2 separate regions of the Homo sapiens genome follow, and region 2 is linked to region 1. Evidence: chromatin loops called from intact Hi-C (ENCODE). Cell type or tissue: IMR-90. All regions are shown on one strand. Links, peaks and the distances in the headings refer to the core of each region. The heading gives the core; the rest is flanking DNA.

Region 1 (12,069 bases), core at 1,730-9,729:
TGAGCCTGGGAGGTCAAGGCTGCAGTGAGCCATGATCATACCACTGCACTCCAGCTTAGGTGACAGAGCGAGACTCTGTCTCTAAACAAATAAATAAGTAAAATACATAATATCCAGTTTCTTGGCCTTAAATGACATCATTTATCCCTACTTTTTACTTATGAGATAATCAATGAGCCAATTCTACTTTTTTTTTTTTTTTTTTGAAATGGAGTTTCCCTCTGTTGCACAGACTGGAGTGTAGTGGTGCGATCTCATCTCTCTGCAACCTCCGCCTCCCAGGTTCGAGCGATTCTTCTGCCTCAGCCTCCTGAGTAGCTGGGATTACAGTCACGCACCACCATGCCTAGCTAATTTTTTTTTTTTTTTGAGGCGGAGTCTCACTCTGTCACCCAGGCTGGAGTGCAGTGGCGCGATCTCGGCTCACTGGAAGCTCCGCCTCCCGGGTTCCGGCCATTCTCCTGCCTCAGTCTCCCGAGTAGCTGGGACTACAGGCGCCCGCCACCATGCCTGGCTAACTTTTTTTGTATTTTTTGGTAGAGACAGGGTTTCATCGTGTTAGCCAGGATGGTCTCCATCTCCTGACCTCGTGATCCACCCGCCTTGGCCTCCCAAAGTGCTGGGATTACAGGTGTGAGCCACCACTCCCGGCCAAATTTTTGTATTTTTAATAGAGACGGGGTTTCACCATGTTGGCCGGGCTGGTCTCAAACTCCTGACCTCAAGTGATCTGCCCACCTTGGCCTCCCACAGTGCTGGGATTTCAGGCAGGAGCCACTGTGCCTAGCCCCAGTTCTACTTCTTTATACTCCTTTTTTTGTTTTGTTTTGTTTTTTGAGACAAAGTTTTCGCTCTTGTCCCCCAGGCTGGAGTGCAGTGGCATGATCTTGGCTCACTGCAACCTCTGCCTCTCAGGTTCAAGCAATTCTCTTGCCTCAGCCTCCCGAGTAGCTGGGATTACAGGCGTCTGCCACCACGCCCAGCTAATTTTTTGTGTTTTTAGTAGAGAAGGGATTTCATCATGTTGGCCAGGCTGGTCTTGAATTCCTGACCTCAGGTGATCCACCCGCCTCAGCCTCCCAAAGTGCTGGGATTACAGGTGTGAGCCACCGCACCCAGCCTATACTCCTTCTCTCTCTCTCTCTCTCTTTTTTTGTTTAATTACTAAATTGTCAGAGCATATAAAATTTATATACAATTGCAGGGGAAGAAAGATTTATTTTCTCACCTGTTACTGGGTACATGGCTGAGATCCCTATAACAAAAGCCAAATTAACAAGAGAAAAGCATGGAAATTTATCTCACAAGTCTTTACATGACACAGGAGCCTTCAGAAATGAAGACCCAAAGAAACAGGGAAAATTGTATGTTTTATGCTCAGTTTGATGGAATGTGAACAGTCAAGGGGAAATATGATTGGAGGAGAAAGGGGTATGAACTAATGGGAAAAAATTCGGAGAAACTCAGCAAGGTCTGTTTGTTCAGATTCTCTCCTATGTCCCTCTGTCTTCAGAGATAAGGATGTTCCCTTCCTCTGGGCATAGGGAGGGTACCTCTCACATGAGGGTTTTGTGACCTGCTTCTGGGGAGAAGGGTGAGAGAAAAGTGAGAGTGATCATGTTTCTGCTGTTTTCTCAAATGCCAAGAGGTAGAGTGTTCTGAACCGCATCACTATTCATATCTCCACTTGTGTTTTAGTCTTGGATATTCAGCTAAATATATTCAACACTCGCCATCAGTCTCTTTGCTGAAGTTTTCTCAGTCCTTTCTTAGTTGGGTGCAGTTTGTTTGCATGAAGGACTAATGAGTATAATAGTCCCTGATGTTTAGCACACTGAAGACTTTTTTTCTATAGCCTTGCTACTTGTAGGACAGTTTGTTGGCATTTAGAATCCCTGGTGCACATTTTTTCCCTTCATTCAATTGTAGATGTTGCTTTACTATTTTCTGGCTTTGAGTATTGTTGAGAGCTCTGATGCCAAACTGGTTTGATATCCTTAGAAGGTAACTTGATCTTTTTGCCAGGAAGCACAGGTAATTTTTTTTCTTTGTATTAAAGTATAATAGTTGGCCAGGTGTGGTGGCTCATGCCTATCATCACAGCACTTTGGGAAGCTGAAGCAGGAGGATCACTTGAGCTCAGGTTGAGACCAGCCTGGGCAACATAAGAAGACCCTGTCTTTACCAAAAATTTAAAAATTAGGCTGAGTGTTGTGGCTCATGCCTGTAATCCCAGCATCGAGAGGCTGAGGTGGGAGGATTGCTTTAGCCCAGGAGTTCAAGACTAACCTCGGCAACATAGCAAGAGTAAAAATAAAAAAAATTAGCTGGGTGTAGTGGCATGTGCCTGTAGTCCTAGTTAGTTGGGAGGCTGAGGCAGGAGGATGGCTTGAGCCCAGGAGTTTGAGGTTGCAGTGAGCTATGATCACACCACTGCACTCCAGCCTGAGCAACAGAGTGAGATCTTGACTTAAAAAAAAAAAAAATTAGCCAGGCTGGGTGGGGTCGCTCACGCCTGTAATCTCAGCACTTTGGGAGGCTGAGGTGGGTGGATCATGAGGTCAGGAGTTCAAGACCAGCCTGGCCAATATGGTGAAACCCCATCTCTACTAAAAATACAAAAATTAGCCAGGTGTAGTGGCGGGCGCCTGTAGTCCCAGCTACTCAGAAGGCTGAGGCAGAGAATTGCTTGAACCCGGGAGGTGGAGGTTGCAGTGAGCCGAGATCGCAGCACTGCACTCCAGCCTGGGCGACAGAGCAAGACTCCGTCTCAGAAAAAAAAAAAAAGAAAAGAAGAAATGAAAAACTAGCCAGGCATGGTGGCATGGACCTGTGGTCCCAGCTACTTGGGAGGCCGAGGTAGGAGAATCGCTTCAGCCTGGAAGGTTGAGGCGGCAGTGAGCCATGATTCTGCCACTGCACTGTAACCTGGGCAACACAGCAAAACCCTGTCTTAAAAACATAAAGGACTAAAGAATAATAGTTTTCTAGGATATATCTTAGAGTTAACCAATTTGGGTTTATTTTATTTGATGCATGGTTTGCTCTTCCAGTATGTAGAGTCATGTCTTCTCCCACCTCCACCCAAAGTGTTAATTGAATTATAGTTGTAAATATTAATTCTATTCCATTACTTTTGTTTTCTTCTTCATGGCATCCAGAAATACATATGTTGGATCTGGTTTGATTATTTTATCACTTTGTTTTCAATCTTTTTAATCTTTTTAATTTTTCTTGGCCTTTCTTATTTCCACACTCTATATCTCACATTATATATTTGGTCCTTACTATTCTTTTTGTTGATTGAGGTCACATTCTCTGGGACGCAGATTCTAAGACAGAGACATGTACACATTTGGAATCGACAGTTGTGACAAAGTGAAAGGAGGAGGATTGGACAAGAGTAACAGCTGAACTGTAATCAGTGATGTGCTAGTAAATAGTTAACAACTGGCTCTTGGGGGAGGAAAGCTTTGATTTGTAACATTTGACAATTTCCAGTGTATAAATATGTCTTTCTTTTTTTTGAGATGGAGTTTCACTCTTTTGCCCAGGCTAGAGTGAAGTGGCGTGATCTTGGCTCACTGCAACCTCTGCCCCCCACGTTCAAGAGATTCTCTGGCCTCTGCCTCCATACAGGCACCCGCCACCAGGCCCAGCTAATTTTTTTTGTATTTTTAGTAGAGACAGGGTTTCACCATGTTGGCCAGGCTGATCTCAAACTCCTGACCTCAAGTGATCCACCCGCCTCGGCCTCCCAAAGGGCTGGGATTACAGGCGTGAGTCACCGCGCCCAATCAGTGTGTAAATATTTATATCATGGCTAACTGAAAATTGGCAACATGATGTTACTGAACATGGAGCTGGAAAGAAATGCATAGTAGCTAATCCCAGCACTTTGGGAGGCCAAGGCAGGTGGATCACCTGAGCTCAGGAGTTTCAGACCAGCCTGAACAACATGGCGAGACCCTCTCTCTACAAAAAAAATAAAAAAATTTGGCCTGGCGCGGTGGCTCATGCCTGTAATCCCAGCACTTTGGGAGGCCGAGGCAGGCAGATCACTTGAGGTCAGGAGTTTGAGACCAGCCTGGCCAACACGGTGAAACCCCATCTCCATTAAAAATACAAACATTAGCTGGGCGTGATGGTGCCCGTCTGTAATCCCAGCTACTTGGGAGGCTGAGGCAGGAGAATCGCTTGAACCTGGGAGGCAGAGGTTGCAGTGAGCTGAGATTGCGCCACTGCACTCCAGCCTGGGCATCAGAGTGAGACTCCATCTCAAAAAATAAATAAATAAAATTTAAAAAATAAAATAAAATAATTAGCCGGGCATGGTAGTGCCTGCCTATAGTCCCAGCTACTTGGGAGCCTGAGATGGGAGGATTGCTTGAGCCTGGGAGGAGGGGATTGCGTGAGCCATGATTGTGCCACTGCACTCTATCCTGGGCAACAAAGCAAGAACCCATCTCAAAATAAAATAAAATAAAATAAAATAAAAATGCATAGTAGCACCCCTTCAGGTATATATAGACAATCTCTAAAGAACAGATAATAGTACATGTAGTAAAATAATTAGAAAGTAATATGTATTGAGTGTTTATTACCTTGGTTTTGAATATTATTTAGTTTTAAGTATATGTAATTTAAGTTTTAATAATGGCTGTGTTTAACAACCTGCTTGCAAAATTCCTAAAACCGTAACAATTGGTTCTCACAAGCCAGTAGGAGCCAGTTCCAGCACACCGCTGACCATGATGCAGTTGCAATAAAGATCTCAGCCAATCCCGTGGGGAGCTTTCAAGTCAGAATCCCCTGTCAGAGTTGTCTCACCCTGAGGCAAGGGCTTCTATATCTTGGCATGGACCTGTCACTACATGCAGATGGATCTTTGGGACAGGGTGTTGCCTTGGGTGGAGGGATTCCCTTTGAGTCCCAGAGAAGGATTCAGCCACCATTACCAGCAACTTGAAGTATGAGTGCTCCAGTCCCGAAGTGGGTATTTAGGGAACATACCATAGCATCCACTACACTTATGTATCCTGTAGTTTGTCTTGGTTTCTGTTTTGGGATAGTATTTTTTTCTGGTATAGTTTCACCTGTCATAACTTATGATTCTTGTTTCTGTGGGGTTTTGTTCTTACTGTAACTTTGTATGGATACTGAATTTTTTTGTTGGTTTGTTTTCCTTTTTTTTTTTTTTGAGACAGAGTCTTGCTCTGTCACCCAGGCTGGAGTGCAGTGGTGCAATCTCAGCTCACTGCAACCTTCACCTCCCAGGTTCAAGCGATTCTCCTGCCTCAGCCTCCTGAGTAGCTGGGATTACAGGTGTGTGTTGCCACACCAGGATGATTTTTTTGTATTTTTTTGTAGAGATGGAGTTTCAACATGTTGGCCAGGCTGGTCTCAAACTCCTGACCTCAGGTGATCCACTGGCCTCAGCCTCCCAAAGCACTGGGATTAGAGGCGTGAGCCACCACGCCCGGCCGGGATACTGAATTTTGGTTGTGATTATTATTCATATTTGAGTTTATTTATTATTTGTTTATTTCTGAGACAGTCTTGCTCTGTCACCCAGGCTGGAGTGCAGTGGCAGCGATCTTGGCTCACTGCAACCTCCATCTCTCGGTTCAGGCGATTCTCATGCCTCAGCCTCCCAAGTAGCTGGGATTACAGGCACCCGCTACCACACTTGGCTAATTTTGTATTTTTAGTAGAGACAGGGTTTCACCATGTTGGCCAGGCTGGTCTGAAACTCCTGGCCTCAAGTGATCCTCCCACCTGGGCCTCCCAAAGTGCTAGGATTACAGGTGTACGCCACCATGCCTGGCCTCGTATTTGAATATGTTGGATTTTTCTGGACCAGCTTTTTTTTTTTTGAGACAGAGTTTCACTCTTGTTGCCCAGGCTGGAGTGCAATGGTGTGATCTTGGCTCACTGCAACCTCCGCCTCCCGGGTTCAAGGGATTCTCCTGCCTCAGCCTCCCCAGTAGCTGGGATTACAGGCATGCACCACCACGCCCAGCTAATTTTGTATTTTTAGTGGAGATGGGGTTTCTCCATGTTGGTCAGGCTGGTCTCGAACTCCCATCCTCAGGTGATCCCCCCCAACCTCTGCCTCCCAAAGTGCTGGGATTACAAGCTTGAGCCACTGCACCCAGCCTGGACCAGCTTTTAATAGATGGATCTTTAGAAGAGAATGTGTTTTGAGGGTCTTTCCTGGTTTGGTTTTTTAGCTCAAGAGCTCCCTCTCCTGTTGTCATAGTGTGCCTTTCTTGTAGTCAAACTCTCTGATTTTCCTAGTGTTTTTTTCAGTGGGATACTTATTACCAGGAATATTTATTTTATTTTCCAAAGTGCCTCTTTATCCCGAATGACACACTTTCGCAAGACTGCCACTGTTGTTCCTATGAATTCTCCAAGCCTTATGACTCCTGTTGCCAGTGCTGATACGCCAGGTTTCAGACCAGTTCTTGGCTGTTCCCACTAAGGGTCGGGCACCTTTTTCTGGGAGTGAAACTTGTTGATGTTATCAGGTTCCATTAATGTTTAAGACCCTCCATATTCCCTACTCTTTCAAGCAGCTCCAGTGATGTCTACACACTTGTGGGGGTTCTGGCTGGTTTCCAGGGTATTTTTTCCAACTTGTATGTATATTGCGGATTGTAGCAATCTTTTTTGCTGGTCAATATATGTTGTAGGAATTTTTATTTGCTGTCCTTTTTGCTCTGTATAGTTTTTAGGAAGAGATTGGGACGAGTCACCGGAACCCAGAAGGTGTATTTCTTTCTTTCTTTTTTTTTTTTTTTTGAAACTGAGTCTCACTCTGTCACCCAGGCTGGAGTGCAGTGGCACAATCTCGGCTCACTGCCACCTCTCCCTCCCAGATTCAAGCCATTCTCCTGGCTCAGCCTCCCAAGTAGCTGGGATTATAGGCGTGTGACACCACACCCGGCTAATTTTGTGTTTTTAGTAGAGACGGGTTTTCATCATGTTGGCCAGGCTGGTCTGGAACTCCTGATCTCAGGTGATCTGCCTGCCTTGGCTTCCCAAAGTGGTGGGATTACAGGCGTGAGTCACCACACTTGGCCTTTCTATTTAATATGTATAAATAGTATTGTGCTTTAAATATCCTTTTTTCTTTTCCTTTTTTTTTTTTTTTTTTTTTTAAGACAGGGCCTTGCTCTATCACCCAGGCTGGAGTGCATTGGTACAATCATGGCTGACTGCAATCCCCTCTTCACAGGCTCAAGTGATCCTTTCACCTCAGCCTGCCAAATAGCTGGGATTTCAGGCAAGCGCCACCAAGTCCGGCTTAGTTTTTTTATTTTTTGTAAAGACAGGATCTCGCCACGTTATCCAGGCTGGTCTCGAACTCCTGGACTCAAACGGCCTCCCAAAGTGCTGGGATTATAGGCGTGAACCACCGCGCCCAGCCTGTTTTCATTTAGCATTTGTGTTTACATCTGTGCTCCATATGTACACCTAGTTTGTTACTTTTAGTTGTTACATTTCTCTCACAGTTTGCATCCACCTATTTTAGGTACCCATTCTTGGTTGGTTAAAACACTTGGGCTGGCCGGATGCGGTGGCTCACACCTGTAATGCCAGCACTTTGGGAGGCTGAAGTGGGCAGATTACAATGTCAGGAGTTCGAGACCAGCCTGACCAACATGGCGAAACCCTGTCTCTACTAAAAATACAAAAATACAAAAATCCTCCTCACTTGAGGCCAGGAGTTGGTGCACGCCTGTAAACCCAGCTACTCAGGAGGCTGAGGCAGGAGAATCACTTGAACCCAGGAGGCGGAGGTTGCAGTGAGCCAAGATCACGCCACTGCACTCCAGCCTGAGCGACAGAGTGACACTCTGTCTCAAAAAAAAAAAAAAAAGACAACCGGGCACAGTGGCTTATGCCTGTAATCCCAGCACTTTGGGAGGCCGAGGTGGGCGGATCATGAGGTCAGGAGATGGAGACCATCCTGACTAATGTGGTGAAACCCCGTCTCTCTAAAAATACAAAAAATTAGCCAGGCATGGTGGCACGTGCCTGTAGTCCCAGCTGTTTGGGAGGCTGAGACAGGAGAATCACTTGAACCTGGGAGGTGGAGGTTGCAGTGAGCAGAGATCACACCACTGCACTCCAGCCTGGGCAACAGAGTGAGACTTCGTCTCAAAAAAAAAAAAACCAAAAAACAAAAACAAAACAAAAAACACTTGGGCTGGGCCAGGCACGGTGGCTCACACCTGTAATCCCAGCACTTTGGGAGGCTGAGGTGGGTGGATCACTTGAGCCCAGGACTTTGAGACCAGCCTGGGCAACATGGTGAAATACTGTCTCCACAAAAAAATAAAAAAATTAGCCCAGTGTGCTTGTGCATGCCTGTAGTCCCAGCTATTCAAGAGGCTGAGGTGGGAGGATCGCCAGGAGGTCAAGGCTGCAGTGAGCCGAAACTGTGCCATTGCACTCCAGCCTGGGAGACAGAGCGAGACCCTCTTTCAAAAAACAAACAAACAAACAAACAAACAAACAAACAAAAAACACCTGGGTTGCTTCCACTTCCCTGCTATCATTGGGAGAGCTGGATAAACGCTTGTATGTGTTACTGTGGTAAGCCACATGACAATTTTTCTAGGACATATACCCAGGAGATGGGATCTTGGGGTGACAGAGCACACACACACACACACACACTTAACTTTACCAAGCACATCCAGAGTATTTCCAGAACAATTAAGATAGTTTACAGTTCCTTTTGCAGTGCACAAGAGGTCAGTCTCCTCCCAAATTCATGCTAAGATTTGGTATTAACCACCTCTTAAATTTGCCATGCTAGTAAATAATTCATTAACTTTCAGCCTTAAATTTTGTATTTTGGTATCTTGTTTAAGAAACCTTTCCTCATGCTCTCATGCTAAGTCACAAACATATTATACTTTTTTTACCCATGGATAAGAATTCATTATCTTCCATTAGCTTTGTGGTTTACTTTTTCCTTTATATATATTTTTAAATTTAATTTTTTTCTTTTTAAGAGAGATGGGGTCTCACCATGTTTACCAGGCTGGTCTCAAACTCCTGGGTTCAAGTGATCCTTCCCTTTCAGCCTCCCAAAGTGTTGGGATTACAGGCTCACGCCACTGTGCCCCTCTGTTTCTTTATATCTTTTTTCTTTTTTTTTTTTTTTGAGATGGAGTTTCACTCATGTTGCCCAGGCTGGAGTTCAATGGCATGATGTCGGCTCACTGCAACCTCTGCCTCCTGGGTTCAAGCGATTCTCCTGCCTCAGCCTCCAGAGTAGCTGGGATTACAGGCACCTGCCACCACACCCAGCTAATTTTTTGTATTTTTAGTAGAGACGGGGTTTCATCATGTTGGCCAGGCTGGTCTCCAACTCCGGACCTCAGGTGATTTGTCTGCCTCGGCCTCCAAAATTGCTGGGATTACAGGTGTGAGCCACCGTGCCTGGCCTGGTTCTTTATAGCTTTAATCCATCTGAAATTCACCTTTAGTGTGAGGTAAGGCTCTAACTTAATTTTCTTCATATTACAAACCAGTTTTATCAACATAATTTCTTTTCTTTTTTCTTTTTTTTGCAACAGAGTCATGCTCTATCACCCAGGCTAGAGTGCAGTGGCACGATCTTGGCTCACTGCAACCTCTGCCTCCCGGATCCTCAAGCCTCAGCCTCTCAAGTAGCTGAGATTACAGGCATGAGCCACCACACCCAGCTAATTTTTGTGTTTTTAGTGGAGATGGGGTTTCACCATGTTGGCCAGGCTGGTCTTGAACTCCTGACCTCAGGCGATCCACCTGCCTTGGCCTCCCAAAGTTCTGGGATTACAGGCATGAGCCACTGCACCCGGCCTATCCACATAATTTCTAAACAATCTGGCTTTTTGTCATAAAGACGCCTTTGCCACCTTTATGATGCCACCTTTTTCATGTGAAGTTCTATGTATCATGGATCTATCCTGAATTTTCTATCTGTTCCATTGGTTTATTTGTCCTTGTGTCTATCTCACTGGGTTTTAAAAAATTTCTATAGTGTGTTAGGTCTTAATAGTTGTTATTATCACCCCCCTGTTTTTTGTTGTTGTTGTTGTTTTTGAGACAGAGTCTCACTCTATTGCCCAGGCTGGAATGTAATGGCACGATCTCAGTTCACTGCAACCTCAGCCTCCTGAGTAGCTGGGATTCCAGGCACATACCACCATGCCCGGCTAATTTTTGTATTTTTAGTAGAGTCACCATGTTGGCCAGGCTGGTCTCGAACTCCTGACCTCATGATCCGCCTGTCTCAGCCTCCCAAAGTGCTGGGATTACAGGTGTGAGCCACCACACCTGGCCTATTATTCCCCTTTTAACCTCCTTTTTTGAAATTGACTTATCTTTTCATTGACTACTTTTCCGTAATCACTTTAGAAAGAGTTTGTCACAGCTAGAAAAAGTTCCAGCTAACATTTTTAACATTTAAAAACATTTTCTGGCTCACGCCTGTAATCCCAGCACTTTGGGAGGCCGAGGCAGGCTGATCACTTGAGGCCAGGAGTTGGAGACTGGCCTGACCAACATGATGAAACCCTGTCTCTACTAAATATACACTAATCCCAGCTACTCAGGAGGCTAAGGCTGGAGAATCACTTGAACCTGGGAAGCAGAGGTTGCAGTGAGACGAGATCACACCACTGCACTCCAACCTAGGTGACAGAGTGACAGTCTGTCTGAAAAAAAGAAAAAAAAGTCCATTTTCTATATATTTAATATATTTGAATTTATAGATTAATTTGGGGAGAATCATTATCTTTACTAAGATAAGGTGTCTTATCTAAGAATGTAGTTTTTGTATGTGTGTTTTTTTTTGTTTTTTTGCTTTTTTGTTTGAGATGGAGTTTTGCTCTTGTTGCCCAGGCTGGAGTGAAATGGTGCCATCTCTGCTCACTGCAGATTGGCGCCTGGGATTACAGGCGCATGCCACCACACCGGGCTAATTTTTGTATTTTTAATAGAGACGAGGTTTCATCATATTGGTTAGGCTGGTCTCAAACTCCTGACCTCAGGTGATCCACCCACCTCGGCCTCCCAAGGTTCTGGGATTACAGGTGTGAGCCACCATGCCCGACCTTTTTTTTTTTTTTTTAAGATCTTTTTTTGTGTCATTTCACAAAGTTAAAAAATTTTCAGGATAAAGGTATTGTGCTATATATAGTAATATTTCTGTTTTTCTAAAGATTTTTCTTTTTTTTTTTTTTTTTTGAGACAGTTTCACTCTTGTTGCCCTGGCTGGAGTGCAATTGCACGATCTCGGCTCACTGCAACCTCCTCCTCCCAGGTTCAAGCAATTCTCCTGCCTCAGCCTCCCGAGTAGCTAGAATTACAGGTGCCCACCACTACGCCTGGCTAATTTTTTGTATTTTTAGTAGAGACGGGGTTTCACTGTGTTGGCCATTTATAAAGAATTTTAAAACGTAAATGTTTATTAGATGTTTTTATTCTGTACCTCTTGGGATGATCATGTGATTTTCCTTCTTTAATTCATAGATCCAGTTAATTAGATAGATAGTTGTCTCATGTTAAGCCATTCTTGTATTCCTGGAAGAAAACCTTAATTGTTGGGTTCAGTTGGATATTTATGTGCATCTTTTTAAAAAATCTATTTCCATCGGTGACTTCAGTTTATTTATTTATTGTTTTAAATAGAGTCTCGCTCTGTCTCCCAGGTTGGAGTGCAGTGGCAAGATTTCAGTTGACTGCAACCTCCGCCTCCCACGTTCAAGCGATTTTTGTGCTTTGCCTCCTGAGTAGCTAATTTTGTTTTGTATTTTTCATAGAGACAGAGTTTGGCCAGCCTGGTCATAAAGACAATGTTGGCCAGGCTGGTCTTGAACTTTTGGCCTCAAGTGATCCACCCGCCTAGGCCTCCCAAAGTACTGGGATAACAGGCGTGAGCCACCGCACCCAGCCAGTAACTTGAGTATATGATTCTCTTTTCTTATATGGTCTTAATCTGATTTTGAAATAAAGAGTAAAGCAGCTTCTCCTCTTTTCTAGAAAAACTTATTTGTTAAAAGG
Region 2 (8,000 bases), core at 1-8,000, 180 kb before region 1:
TTTAACATACTTGGCTCAGCCAGTGTTTTTTCTTTCTTTTTCTTTTCTTTTTTCTTTTTTTTTTTTTTTTAACAGAAGTGTTTCAAACCTTTTAGTTATTGTTGTATGTGAAATCACTTTTGCCAGGCGTGGTGGCTCACACCTATAATCCCAAAATGTTGGGAGGTCAGCATGGGTGGATCACTTGAGGTTAGGAGTTCAAGACCAGCCTGACCAACATGGGGAAACCCCATCTCTACTAAAAACATAAAAATTAGCCAGGTATGGTGGCACGCACCTGTGGTCCCAGCTAGTCAGGAGGCTGAGGCAGGAAAATCACTTGAAGATGAACCGAGATTGTGCCATTGTACTCCAGCCTGGCGACAGAGCAAGACTCTGTCTCAAAAAAAAAAAAAAAAAAAAAAATCACTTTCTAAGCAGTAAAGCACTATACAAACATAAGTCGTTTTTCAGTTAATAATAAAGCTACTTGGGAGGCAGGAGGATCGTTTGAGCCCAGGAGATCGAGGCTGCAGTGAGCTATGATCAAGCCACTGCATTCCAGCCTGGGTGACAGAGTGAGACCCTATCTCTAATAAAAAAGAATAATAATAAAGTTAAAACCCTTTTATAGCCAATAGATGAGAGGTAACGCCTTCTTTTAAAAATACTCCTGGTTCTCTGGTATAGATGATGTTAGTCTGTATCTAACCTACTCCACTAATTTGGGTCCCTCCAGGCCATCTACAAAACTGGTTTTATGACAGTCTTGCAGCACCAATAACGGTTATCTTCTAGCTCTGTATTCAAACTCTCTAGAACCCTACCTGTCACCTCCACCCCAACCATATGCACACAGTTCCTTCTCAGAACAAGATTCTGTTCTGATAGTTGGCCCTCATCTTAATAATTCATTTATCCAATGCAAACTAATATAATCAGTCTGTGCCTTTCGCTGAATGTTTCTGCAACATCTAATCTTCCTCATGAAATCTTGGGAAGTGCTGGTAGACACTGCAGAGCGGTTAATTAGATTATGGTATAGATAGTACGGTGGTTAGGAATAGAGAGGGATGGTAAATAAGATAGGAATAGTAAGGGTTTGACTCCTTACTAGCTGCTTGACCTTAGCAAGTTAACCTCTTTTTGCCTCCTGTTGTCATATGTGTTTAATACAGTGCCTAGCATGTAATGAGTCATGTGTTAGTTATTATTTTTATTATTGTTTTATCCAATTGCATCTTTTGTCAGATTAGCTACACCAACCAATCCAGTTTGTATTAACAAGGCAATTGTTCAAATTTCAGAAGGCAAAATACATTTCTCATCTGACTTTCAAAAGCATATTCATTCATATTTCACAACAATATTAGTCTATTCAATATAGCAAGTTGAGGAACTAAAAGTATGACCTAATTTTTTTTTTTTTTTTTTTTTTTAGACAGAGTCTCGGTCTGTCGCCCAGGCTGGAGTGCAGTGGCACGATCTTGGCTCGCTGCAACCTCTGCCTCCCAGGTTCAAGTGATTCTTCTTTTTCTTAAAAAACATAAAGCTCTAAAATGTAAGCACCCTGGCTGACTCTTCCTACCATGCACAGAAAGGAAAAATTTGGTGTCCAGGGCCTTCTGAATCAGACCTGGAAAAGCTCTTAATTAGCTTATGGATTCAGGAAACTGCGGATAGAGTCACTGAAGAGGTTGAGACAGTAGAGGTGGGTTGAAGCACTTTTAATCACAAACAAACAATAGTATAAGACCGTGAACAGCTCACCCAGTGGCTGTTGCCCTCCTCCAGCCCTCAGCTCACCCTCTTCCCATGCTCCCTCCCTGGGTACCATTGAGTAAAGAGCAGGGTATTGGCAGCTGTCCCTGTTGCTATCAGGTGATTGATAGGAAGGGGATCTAGCTAGGGACCACGGCAATCCTGGCCATCCATCCATGGTTCTGTTTCTATACAACTTCATCATGTGACATATTCCAGCTGTGAAAGAGGAACAGTACAGAAATGTGGGACTGAACTTGGCTGCTCCATTCAGATGGTCCAGGGGTTTAGAGTGTCAAGAGCCAAGGGCAAAAAAGAAGGAGAAGTCTGGAGTTGGCATAATTCAAGATGCAGCCAAATGTGGAACTAAGGTGGGTTCAGTGGGGACCAGGGAAGGCCTCATGGCCCCAGTCCACAATTGTGCCCCAACCCCGGCAATGAAACTCACGCATATGCACAAACGCACATCAACAAACACACAAAAACACACAGAGCAAATAACATTACTGAAAGAACCTGGAGGCTATTAAATACAAAATGGCAGTTTTCTTTCAAAGTGAAAATATTTGCTTCTTTGATACTCCTCAGTGCCTTGCAGTCTCCCAATCACAGAAGAGTAGATATGGGAAGGGCCAAGAGGAGTATGTTGCCAGTGGCCCTACAAGTCCATGTGTGCTGAAGTCCCTATAGCAACCACCTTACTCTTCAGCCCAGTAGCTGCCTCCCATGTGACCATTCACCCGATTGGCACCATTGCTGGAGCTACTGTCACAGGGACTTTTTGTGCAGGTGGTCACATCTTCTTCCTCTGAGCTGCTCTCCACATCACTGCGATCATCCTTCGATACCTGGGTGGGATGAGACCAAAGACAGAAAAGTGAGGAAAGAACTGTAAGACACCTAAGCTCAGAGACCCAGGTGTGGGCACTGTGTTCCCAGTCTGGTCTGCTTTCTGATGACATCTAACTCAAAGAAGTATTGTCTGGACTATGGCTACTGTTGTGACTATGCTTTACCTGCTTTCTAGTTTTCTCCCTTGTCATCTCCAATTCTGTTCTCTGTGGAATTGAAGCTACTTTGGTAGAGGAGTGTGTCTTTCAGGACCAGCCTAAGAGAACTGACATCATTCACTGAGACCTGGTTTAGGTTTCAGACACCCTTTCTCTTCTTCCACTTCAAAGAACAGGGAAGGCCAACACGAACAATACGTATGACTGTCAGCAATGCTTCTATCTTCTGGTGGTTGTGGACAATGCATTTATTCGTATTGGTTATGCTGTTTTGCTTTATCCCCAAAGCTGATCCATAACAGGCCTTTTTTAGTAGTTTCCCACTCCTGGGCTCAACTACCACTATCCTATGACACTGTTTTCCAATCTTCTTCCCTTTCCCAATAGCAAGATCACTTTTCTTATGAAACTTCAGCATCCCTGGCTGGGCGTGGTGGCTCACGCCTGTAATCCCAGCACTTTGGGAGGCCGAGGCAGGCGGATCACAAGGTCAGGAGTTTGAGACCAGCCTGAGCAACATGGAGAAACCCTGTCTCTACTAAAAATACAAAAATTAGCCGGGTGTGGTGGCGCGCACCTGTAATCCCAGCTACTCAGGAGGCTGAGGCAGGAGAATCTCTTGAACCCCGGAGGTGGAGGTTGCAGTGAGCTGAGATCGTGCCACTGCACTCCAGCGTGGGCGACAGAGTGAGACTCCATCTCAAAAAAAAAAAAAAAAAAAGAAAAAAAAAAAGAAACTTCAGCATCCCCAAGATACACAGTATAGTGAAAACACAAATGGATTGGCAGTCAATGAGAAAAGAATCCCAGTTCTAATCATGCTACCATCTGTGAATGCTTATTAACCTGGGTTTTTTTGTTTTGTATTATTTTCAAATGAAGCATTTGGATTACAGCAGCATTTCCTAATCTAAACTATCCTGCATATCAAGCAAAGTATTTCAATTTCTCCACCATGAGCCAGGCACAGTGGCTTACACCTATAATCCTAGCACTTTGGGAGGCTGAGGGAGGAGGACAGCTTGAGCCCAAGAGTTTGAGACCAGCCTGGGCAACATGGAGAGAGCCCTGTCTCTACAAAAAATAAAAAATGACAAAATCAGTTGGGCATGGTGACATGCACCTGTAGTCCTAGCTACTTGGGAGGCTGAGGCAGGAGCATCTCTTGAGCCCAGGAGGTCGAGGCTGCAGTGAGCCATGATTGCGCCACTGTACTCCAGCCTGGGCAATGGAGCAAAACCTTGTCTCTAAAAAAAAAAAGGGCCGAGCATGGTGGCTTACGCCTGTAATCCCAGCACTTTGGGAGGCTGAAGTGGGCGCATCACCTGAGGTCGGGAGTTCGAGACCAGCCAGACCAACATGAAGAAACCCCGTCTCTACTAAAAATACAAAAAAATTAGCCAGGCGTGGTGGCGTATGCCTGTAATCCCAGCTACTCAGGAGGCTGAGGCAGGAGACTCGCTTGAACTGGGCAGGCAGAGGTTGCAGTGAGCCAAGATCACGCCATTGCACTCCAGCCTGGGCAACAAGAGCTAAACTCTGTCTCAAAAATAAATAAATAAAAATTAAAAAAAAAAAATTACCCTGGACTCTAATAGTAAAGAACAGAAATCCAGTGAGACCTGTGTCGGACTTCTGACCTCCAGAACTGAAGGATAATAAATGTGGTTTAAGTAAAGGAGAGAAGGAAGTGAAAAGGAACACAGCTGTAACAACTGTTGCCAAGGAGGTGGGCATTTGCTTTGGATCAGCTCCTTGAATTTGTGTTGGATGGGTCTTCTACAGTTGATTATAGCTGTTGGCCTCTGAACTTAGATGACTAACTGATTACCTGACCTTTAGGAAATTTCCACTAGAGGGCAGAGTGTCTCTAGATTTGAGGTAAACAGAGACTCAAGAAAAACAAAAAAAAGTAGACTCAATTCTTGCCTCAGTTTAGGAAAAAATCTGGCAACTGCAGCTCTAGTCAATAATGGCCCCGAAAAGTCAGGAGAGAGGGCATGCTCTGAGACAAACACAAGGGAACAGAAAGGAGAGCAGGAGGAAAGAGAACCACATTCAGATGGACATGCCTCACTGAATACTAGAAGCACAGATACACTTACATGCAAGAGATGAAACTGTCCAGCTCCCGCCAGGCATAGAAAAAAGGAAGGAGGTGAGGAAAGAGTGGAGAGTACAGGGTCTAATCCTTCCTGGACAGGTCACCTAGTCAGGAAAGAAAAGCAGGAGAGAACAGAGATGTCCAGTAGCTACAGCAAGATGCACAGGCACACTGAGCAAGTTCTGAGCCAATGGCAGCTATAAGGAATAATGATGCAGGAGATCATCAATATCTAGGCCACATTCCATCACTTGGTCCTAGTATCAGTACCTGCTCAAGCAGAGCCCCTCCCACTTGGGATTCTGTATTCCTTTAGGCTGAAATCCCTAGCCCTTTGACTACAGTCTGACTGCTTCAAAACTTGCAAAGTTCAATTATGAGTTTATCATTAAGTGGCACCTTTCTTTCGCTCTTGGCATAAGATGGGTATTTGAAACACTACATACCCATTCACTTAGGACACTTGCCTCATACACTAGTGGGGTGAGGTGGGTATTTAGTTCCTTATATAAACCATATCTTGAATATCACAGCATGGTCACCTTGTGGTGGCTTGTGAACTACCACACACCACTTCTAGGCAACTTAACAATCTGCTTTTATACAGTTTATATGGTTCTGCATATGATTTCCTTTGAAAAGGGCCCCATGTCAAAAAGAAAAATATGAAATCCACTGAAGCAGGTAGGTAAGGGGTAGGAAATGGTTGAGGCCATCTCTTAAAAAACTCTTAACCCTATCATCCTTTAACAAAAGCCATTCCTAAGGGACAGGAAGAAGGTAGAACTTTCCTCTTGCGTCTAAGTCACATCTTAAAAGGTAAAACAGGCAGGCCAGGTGCGGTGGCTCACGCCTGTAATCCCAGCACTTCGGGAGGCCAAGGTGGGCAGATCACAAGGTCGGGAGTTAGAGACCAGCCTGGCCAACATAGTGAAACCCCGTTTCTACTAAGAATACAAAAATTAGCCAGGCCTGGTGGCATGCGCCTGTAATCCCAGCTACTAGGGAGGCTGAGGCAGGAGAATCGCTTGAACCCAGGAGGTGGAGGTTGTGGTGAGCCAAGATCGTGACATTGCACTCCAGCCTGGGCAACAGAGCGAGATTCCATCTGAAAAAAAAAAAAAAAAAAGGTAAAACAGGCTTGGTGTGGTGGCTCACACCTGTAATTCCATCGCTTTGGGAAGCCGTGGTGGGAGGACTGCTTGAGGCCAGTAGTTGGACATTGGCCTGGGTAACATAGTGACACCCTATCTACAAAAAATAAGAAAATTAGCCAGGCGTGGTGGTGCACACCTATAGTCCCAGCTACTTGGGAGGCTGCAGTGGGAGAATCCAAGCCCAGGTGTGAGGCTGCAGTAAGCTATGATCATGCCACTGAACTCCAGCCTGGGTGACAGAGCAAGACCTTGTCTCTAAAATAAAAAAGGCAAAACACTTACCGAAGAGGCGAAGACTTTGGAGCCCTAGGCTTTTTGCTTGGCCTGCTTGAGTAGATGGGGCTCACCAGGTTTGATGGAGAGAGAACGTCTGTTGAGTAATCCCTATCTTCCATACCCAAAAGAAAGAAGCCATCTTTCATCCTCACCTTTCCCCTGATCAAGGCTTTCAAAGCAATCCGTGCAATTAGGTAGGACCAGATGACATGCAGAAGCTGTAGGGTCAGCAGCAGGCCATTGAGGAGCCACCATGAAGCATAAGGCCCGATTATCTCCCAACTCTCAAAGAGGGTCGTGTTCAGAATCCTAGAAGAGGGAGGCCAATAGTCAGATTCTAGAGTCAAAGCTCAGCAGACAGGGATGAAGCTGAGTCCTGGGGATGCAGAGCCCTGTGTGTTTTCCTACCAGCCCTTTTATCAGCTGAAGTTCCAGGGACCGTCATCCACAGTAAGAAAATAAAGAAAGGGAGGAGCCTGTTGTGTTTTCTATCCTTAGGGACAGAGAAAGATATATAAATCTTAGGAACTGATGGATTAAGTCACATTATTAATCACTTCAAATATCCAGAGTTTCACGAAATTAGGACAGCAGTGGGACTCTAATCCTATGAATGACTGAGCTCCTCAGGCACATATAGGATAGGACAGTAGGTAGCTGATTCCCATAGAGCAGTGAATGTAAAAGTGAAAGGAGACAGGGAGAGAGAGGAGAGGGAGGGAGGGAGAGAGAGGAGAGGGAGGGAGAGAGAGAGGAGGGAGGGAGAGAGAGGGGAGGGAGGGAGAGAGAGGAGAGGGAGGAAGAGAGAGAGAGGAGAGGGAGGGAGAGAGAGGAGGACAGGGAGGGAGAGAGAGAGGAGGGAGGGAGAGAGGGGAGGGAGGGAGAGAGAGGAGAGGGAGGAAGAGAGAGAGAGGAGTGTGTGTGTGTGTGTGTGTGTGTGTGTGTGTGTGTGTGTGTCAGGGTTGGGACCAGAGCAGGAACACAAGCAAGAAGGGACTGAGAATTGTATCAACAGTGCAAAAGAAGTCAAAGGAATTACTTAGGCATAAAATGAGGACTGTTCCTCAGAGATGAGTCAGTCCTGAGAAGCCAACCAAGCCGGGTACTCTGAGTCTGGATCCGACCTTGCTAGAAATACGGTCTGAGGCAGCAGAGGTCCTATGAGAGTCCACAGAAGGTCAGCACAGGCTAAGGTAAAAGCAGGGCAATAGGGTTCTTGTGTTCTATTGGCGAAAGTAGAATAGAATAGAACAGAAAAACTGAATGGGCAAAATGAGAATTGGCAAAAAGGTATCATTAGGCTCATACCTACCACAACTCTACAGCCCTACCACTTACCAGAATGGATAGATTCCTAGTCGTGTAACCATAAAAACAGCACTGAAGATCACAAAAAGGGTGTCACAGAGCCGCTGATACTTGGCATAATTGGCCAGTTTGGCTGCCTGGAGAAAGGAAGAAAGAATTGAGCTGGGGAGAAAGTCATTCCTCACATAGGAAGAAAAGAAGAGAAGAAGAAGATGGAGAAAGAGAGATTGGGTTTTTACCTCCAGCAAGAAGTCTGAGACATCATGTAGACACATGATCAGAGTTCCCACTCGAACCATATTGTTGATGTAGGAGAAGGAGATAAGCCCAATGGTGACCAAGTGATGCACAAACATGATCAGGAAGTCCTAGGAAGGAATGGAAATAGAAGAGGGAGGTAAAAGC

What was found. A loop is a pair of places that touch in the nucleus more often than their neighbours do. Peaks named below come from ENCODE experiments on the same cell type or tissue, not always from the same donor. Only the 100,000 strongest peaks of a DNase experiment are listed, where the experiment ranks them.
Region 2: a loop joins it to region 1, with 17 times the contacts of the local background. A loop is called at or near these places in 17 of 110 quality-filtered maps.

The regions. Positions count from the first base shown.
Region 1 is chr12:50,308,638-50,320,706 of GRCh38, forward strand. No RefSeq gene overlaps it. Among named protein-coding and RNA genes, the nearest start is that of LIMA1, 31 kb to the left of the region's middle. In IMR-90, for the core only: a CTCF peak has its summit at 6,248; DNase peaks (open chromatin) are centred at 3,814 and 6,234; H3K27ac peaks cover 953 bases.
Region 2 is chr12:50,128,107-50,136,106 of GRCh38, forward strand. CERS5 (ceramide synthase 5) reads right to left here. Exons shown (of 10, transcript NM_147190.5): 7 at 7,835-7,963; 8 at 7,626-7,732; 9 at 6,440-6,596; 10 at 1,183-2,588. The coding sequence ends at 2,439. Among named protein-coding and RNA genes, the nearest start is that of COX14, 20 kb to the left of the region's middle. In IMR-90, for the core only: a CTCF peak has its summit at 4,603 (motif pointing right); a DNase peak (open chromatin) is centred at 4,615; H3K27ac peaks cover 161 bases.